Linked DNA regions of Homo sapiens: region 1 is linked to region 2. A link is a contact called in ENCODE POLR2A ChIA-PET data. All regions are on one chromosome and are shown on one strand. Each heading gives the region's core, a stretch centred on a gene start or an enhancer-like site at or near the end of the contact. The rest is flanking DNA. Distances are from core to core; before and after follow the strand shown. Region 1 overlaps CRYBG1 (crystallin beta-gamma domain containing 1). Region 2 holds the start of UBE2J1 (ubiquitin conjugating enzyme E2 J1).

Region 1 (2,955 bases), core at 456-2,955, about 17 Mb before region 2:
AATAAATAATAACACATTGCTACTTACCATTGTGTCTGATAATGACATTCCAGAAAAAGAAATGCTTGGGTCATACCGGCTTGATTTGAAAAGACCCATGAAGTCGGTGTCACTGTTTGCACAGTTTGGCAAGTTTGATTTAATAACACTTTCAATATGATTAGCCTTTTCCATATCATCATTCTTCAGTTTTGACAATTCAGAAAATTTAGTTTCTGGCAAGTGTAGGTTGCTTCGTGAATCCAGATCTTCTTTGGTTTTCTCTTTTTGCGGGTATTTTTCCATGTGGCTTGGACTTTTCAAACTGGAGTGTGATGTACTTGACGAGTTGAAATTGAAGACCTTTAAGGAGTTGTCGGGCAGAAGATTTGACTGTTCTTTGTTCAAACCACAGGGCGGGGCACCCTCAGTCGTGGGCTGTGACACTGAAGACTGAGATAGGGAACCGTTCTGAGAAGTACTGAAAGCCGTGGTCATAGTGTTGACTGATGTCACAGAAGGAGAAAAGATTTTGTCTTGTGGTAAAGAAGATAACAAGCTTGAGAAAAGTGCACTTTTTTCTAGTCTCGATCTCTTAATGCCACCATTTGTGACGTCCCTGTTCTCTTTGTCATTGATTTCCGGCATCACCAGAGGCTCACTGTTCCCATTAGTGTTGGTGTGCAGGGACTTGAAGAGGACGCTCTGTTCAGCAGATGCACGTTTGGGTCTCAGTTTGGATTTTGTGTCAAGGTTCTGCATCAAATGTAAAGCCGGTGACATTTCTGGCTGACTTTCCTTCTTCTTCCCCAAACCAAAGGTAAACACTTTGGGATCAAACACCTTTTCTAAATGGTCTTCGTGAATAGGAGGCATGGCAAAGTGAGGAGCAGGAGAGTTTGGCATCCTGGCCTTCTTTCTTTTCATGGGCATACAAACTGCGCTATCCATCTGTTTTATAATTTCAGTGAATTTTTCCATATCAGAAGAAGAATCAAATACACTATCATCACTACCAGCAGAAATGTTCAAAAGGCTGGCAGGGCTATCCTGGCCATTTGTAACAGTCTGATCTGGCCTTTGAGGAGTGGCTAAGTGATTTCCGCTGCTGGGAGAGTTGGTGGGACTGGATTCAGCCATCAGGGGTGTTCTGCTGCCCTGACTTTGAGCCTGAATAGGCAGAGTTTTCTCTGATGCTGGCGGTATGACTTGTGGGCCAGATTTTGCCGCGAGCTCTGCTGTGCAATGAGAGTGTTCATTGCCCAGTACTTCCTCTTGTGGGGGAGCACAACTTGCAACGGAAACCACTTCAGGTTCATTACTGTGACAAGTTGGCAACTGCACTTCTCTAACTTCAGAGCTCTCTGGGATGACCTGGGAGCTCACATCCTGGGTGCTCTCCACGGGGAGCACGAAGGACCTGACCTGGACGAGGACTCTGGATGGACACTCACTTCCCACAGCTTCTGGACTACGCTCTGTGGACAAAGGAGGGGTTGTTTCTCCTCCAAGTTCTAAAAGTGGCATTTTCTCATTGTTCTGACGAGACACAGGCAAAACACATCCTTTATGGTTTTCTGACACTTTTAGATCAGTGCATGGGAAACTGCTTATGGGTGATTGAACACATGTGTCTTTGGGAACATCCCCAGGAGCGGGTGCAGACAGTGAAAGAGAAGGCCCAGGAGATGACTCAGCAGGGGACTGTGAGTCAGAAAATGTATGCTGTGGCTTTGGCATGGCCGTTGGAGGTAAATCTTTGGTATCCACAGTGGTGGGGATGTCTTGTGCTGTATCGGTTACATTTTCAAGTACAAGGCTTTTGCTGTCTGCAGCCTCTGAGTCCTCCTTCTCTAAGAGCTTATGATCCTTGACAGGAATCAGAGCAGAAGCCACTGGTTCTGAAAGGCAGCCAGCATCTGTTTGTACATCTGCTTTATCATCTTGGTTAGGCTGAGGACCAAGAGCTTGATTCTCAGAAGAGTCTCCATTCATTCCTCTGGTTGCTGGCAGAATCTCTTCTTCCGAGACGGTAACTTTGGTTTCTATAGCAGTTTCCTTAACCAGCACACCATTCTGGGGACTGTTTGGCATTACTTTCTTTTCAGGTTGCTCCATTTCTTTGGCTTTTTTGGCTAAATTCAGCTTTGCCCTCCCAACAAACGTTTTACTAGAGGCAGGAGTATTCCTTTGGCCTCGAATGTCAGTGTGTCTTGGGCTACTGTTTGTCCGTTTGTTTTCAAATAAGGAGATTTTGGTGGCAGTGTTGCCTTTGTGAACTGGCTGGCTAAATGGATTGTGCTCATTTCCCAAACTGTCAAGATTCTTAGGGGTTTTAAGATTTAGTTCCACATGTTTGGGCTTGGCAGGGCTGTGAGGAAAAAGCAGGAAGATAAAGTTATTGACCTAGTTTTAAAAAGTGAACACACAAACCAATTAATTATAAAACTATGAAAAGCCAACATCTCCCTGATATATAACATTTGGAGTGTGGTGTGTGTGTGTGTGTATGTGTGTGTGTGTGTGCGCACACATGTGTTTTTAAGACAAGGTCTTGCTCTGTCGCCAAGACTGGAGTACAGCAGTGTGATCATAGATTGCTGCAGCCTCGAACTCCTGGGCTCAGGCAATCCTCCTGCTTCAGCCTCCCAGGTAGCTGGGACTACAGGCACATATCACACACCCAACTAATTTTTTTATTTTTATTTTTTTGTAGAATGGGGTCTATGTCACCCAGGCTGGTCTCAAACTCCTGGCTTCAAGCAATCCTCCCATCTTGGCCTCCCCAAGTGCTGGGATTACAGGCATGAGCCACCATTCTCTGCCACATTTGTTTTTTAATGAAACTATTTTTAAATAGTCCTAAGTACACTACCAACTATTTTTAATGGGTGTTTTGCTTGCATATGAGGGATCGGAAGATTATATAGCCAAGAAACTCTAGGGATGAGGGATGAACTAATTTATTGAGTACGT
Region 2 (3,044 bases), core at 137-2,636:
GTTTGCATATCTCAGTCAGTCAGATTATCAGTTTACTATACAGAAAACAACATCAGGGAATGATTTAAAATATACCATCTAATTTTAGATATCCTTCACTTTTTTACTCCCAATTTCATCAAGAAACTCACAGATTTAGATTAACTTTAACAATAGAAAACAAATCAAATTTAAGAGTTTATGTCTTTATATAACAGAATAAAACTTGCCCAACCTGATTAACCCTTTCTATCCTCCCCACCTTCCCAATCCCTCCCTCCTTTCCTTTAGTAAGGTCCCTACTCCTTAAGTCTTTTGAACTCAGTCCTCTCTCGATCCCACACATTGGACAATGAAGCAGTAAGTGTGTCCTTTGAAGTTTAACCTTTCATATTTGTATGCTTTCCCTCACATTAAATGTAATTCCTTTTTTTGACAGCTTTTACATCTAAACAAACCAAAAAAAACAAAACTCCTGCAATGCCTAAAACATGTCGTGCACCTAACACACTACCCGAGAAAAAAATTGTTATGAATATCCAACTCTGGCCAGAGCCGTGGCTCACGCCTGTAACCCCAGCACTTTGGAAGGCCGAGGCGGGCGGATCGCTTGAGTCCAGGAGTTCGAGACGAGCCTGGCCAACACGGTGAAACCGTGTCTCTAACAAAAATACAAAAAATTAACCGGGCATGGTGGCACACACCTGTGGTCCCAGCCACGCTGGAGGCTGAGGTGGGAGGATCGCTTGGGCCCGGGAGGTAGAGGCTGCAGTGAGCCAAGATCGCGCCACTGCATCCCAGCCTGGGCGACAGAGCGGTGACACCGTCACACACACACACAAAATAAAAAATAAAAAAAATCCTATTCCATTTCCTTGTCACTGGCTTTCCCCCTCCTCACTTAACCCCCGCCCCTCGCAACAGCAACTGAATCTAAAAACAAAGCCTTTCCCAGACCCTGCGGGACCGCGCGCGGGCAGCCGGCTGCGGACAGCTTTGCAGCCGGAGCCCGGCGCCCCCTCCGAGCTCTCGAGGGCCCGGGGGTCCCGGACCTCGCCTACAGCGGGCAGGGCCGGGACGAGAGGACGAGGACGCCGCTCGCTCCTGCACCTCCCCAAGCCGGCTTCGCCGGGCGGGCGGCGGCTGGGTAGTGACCGACCGCCACGAAGCTACTGCCACGTCAGGGCAACTTCACAAATCCCGGACGAGGGCGGGTGACGCAAGCCGGGCGGCCGCGGCAGGGCTGGGCCTGCGACTACCCGAGGAGGCTGACCTCCAGCCCGGGCGCCCGGTTCAGCGCCGCCCCGGCCGGCGCCGGTGCCTGCCAGGCACTCAGGGAGGCGGGGGCGCAGTGGAGGAGGCGGCGCCATCGCGAAGCGAGCGCCTCGCCCGCACTCAGCCTTGCCACCCCGCCCGCAGTCCAGGCTGGACTGGGCGGCATTTGCCGAGGCTCCTCGGCCAGGCCCCGTCCGCCCGAGCCGCGCTGAGACCCGGGCAGCGGCCGCGTGGAGAGGAGGTGGCAGCGGCCCGGGAGGCCGGAGCCAAGCCAGCGACCCACCATGGAGACCCGCTACAACCTGAAGAGTCCGGGTGAGCAGGGCTGGGGCCCCTGGGCGAGGAGGGCGGAGTGACCCTGGACCCCGGGGTGGTCGCCGCCTCGGTCCCCTCGCGTCTGGCGCCACTCGCGGCTCAGCTCCTGGTTTCGCGCTCTACGCGAGACCGCCGCCTGCCCGGGAAGTACAGGCCGCAGGGCGAGGTGGCCGGGTGGACGTCCGCTGCCAATCCCCCGGCCGGCCAGCGCGCCCCGCAGCACCCAGCCTCTCCCTTTTCTCATCTTCGCCTGGTCCCGTAGAGCTGGGTCAGAAACTCATCCCTGAGAACAGGTGTAAAGGTGATGTCGGTGGGCGATAGTCATCAACCCCCTCGCTGTACCTGGTCGCTATTCCCTCCCTGTCGCTGCCACCGGACTTCTATTTACTTCTATTTACTGCCGGCTGATTTACTCACATTTGAGGAGTTGGTCGTTTAAATATCCTATTTGCAGCACTTGGGCGAATACAATTACAGACATAAAGGAAATGTTCTGTAACTAAACCAGTTAACTATAGAGCTAAAGCAAAACAAAACAACAACAAAAAAACACCTCGTTGAGCCCTGTTCTTGAGAGCTAACCTTGATTTTTGCCAGACTGGCTAATATGAAATGTATCTGTATTCAGTCGTAGCGATTCCTTTCCTGCATTTAATGATCCTGCTTTATATTTACACAAGCAGTCCCAGCAATCCTAGCCTCTAATTACTTTCTGGTGCATTATAAAGATAAGCAACTAGCTTTCTCAGCTTAATAAAACAGGCTTGAAATGAATCATTGGATCCTCTAAATGGTATTTTTTCTATCTGTACCTTGATACATTTTGTCAGGGGGAAGAAACTCCACAGTTAACTCTGCATGATAAACTCTAGGATATTAGTGATGATTTCACCAACTTTTGCTGTTGCTTAAAATTTCCTTCCAAAAAAAGCTGTTTCTCAGTAGGAATTAGCAAGACTAGCATCCTTGTGGAAAGAGTTGACACTGTGAATCTTTGGGTTTTTTGTAAGGTTTCAGAATATGCAAAAACCCCAGAAAAGCCTGAGGATATTGATTGGAGGGAGCTTTGTTAGCCTGAGTGCTGTCAGGCTAAGAAATGTCCTTAGGTGACCAAGTGTGTAGAACTGGTCATAATATTTTAGGAGCCACTGACTCCTTAAAAAAATCTGATGAAGACCTGGCACGGTGGCACACGCTTGTAATCCCAGCACTTTGGGAGGCTTGAGCCCAGGAGGTGGAGAGCAGCCTGGCCAACATGGTGAAACCCCGTCTCTACTAAAAACACAAAAATCAGCCGGGCATGGTGGTGGCGCACTCCTGTAGTTCCAGCCACTCGGGAGGCTGAGGCAGGAGGATGGCTTGACCCGGGGAGGAGGTTGCAGTGAGCCGAGATCGCGCCACTGCACTCCAGTGTGGGCGACAGAGCGAGACTCCATCTCAAAAAAAAAAAAAAAAAAAAAAAAAAAAAAGAGAAT

Evidence for each region. ChIA-PET counts read pairs that join two places held with the same protein, here RNA polymerase II (POLR2A).
Region 1: POLR2A ChIA-PET joins it to region 2 with 14 read pairs in naive thymus-derived CD4-positive, alpha-beta T cell. The contact joins the enhancer-like site here to the promoter of UBE2J1 in region 2. POLR2A ChIA-PET finds 5 or more read pairs at or near these places in 2 of 52 experiments (activated B cell and naive thymus-derived CD4-positive, alpha-beta T cell).

Annotation. Positions count from the first base shown.
Region 1 is chr6:106,518,526-106,521,480 of GRCh38, reverse strand. It overlaps CRYBG1 (crystallin beta-gamma domain containing 1), which reads right to left. Exons shown (of 22, transcript NM_001371242.2): 4 at 28-2,350. Among named protein-coding and RNA genes, the nearest start is that of RTN4IP1, 110 kb to the left of the region's middle. RefSeq lists enhancers at 515-564, 1,305-1,794, 1,017-2,216. Within about 2 kb of position 1,705, at least 24 of the 41 ENCODE cell types and tissues checked have a DNase peak (open chromatin) inside an H3K27ac peak, as active enhancers do.
Region 2 is chr6:89,351,064-89,354,107 of GRCh38, reverse strand. It overlaps UBE2J1 (ubiquitin conjugating enzyme E2 J1), which reads left to right and starts at 1,386. Exons shown (of 8, transcript NM_016021.3): 1 at 1,386-1,569. The coding sequence starts at 1,539. RefSeq lists silencers at 925-1,024, 1,035-1,744, 1,775-1,834 and an enhancer at 1,131-2,080.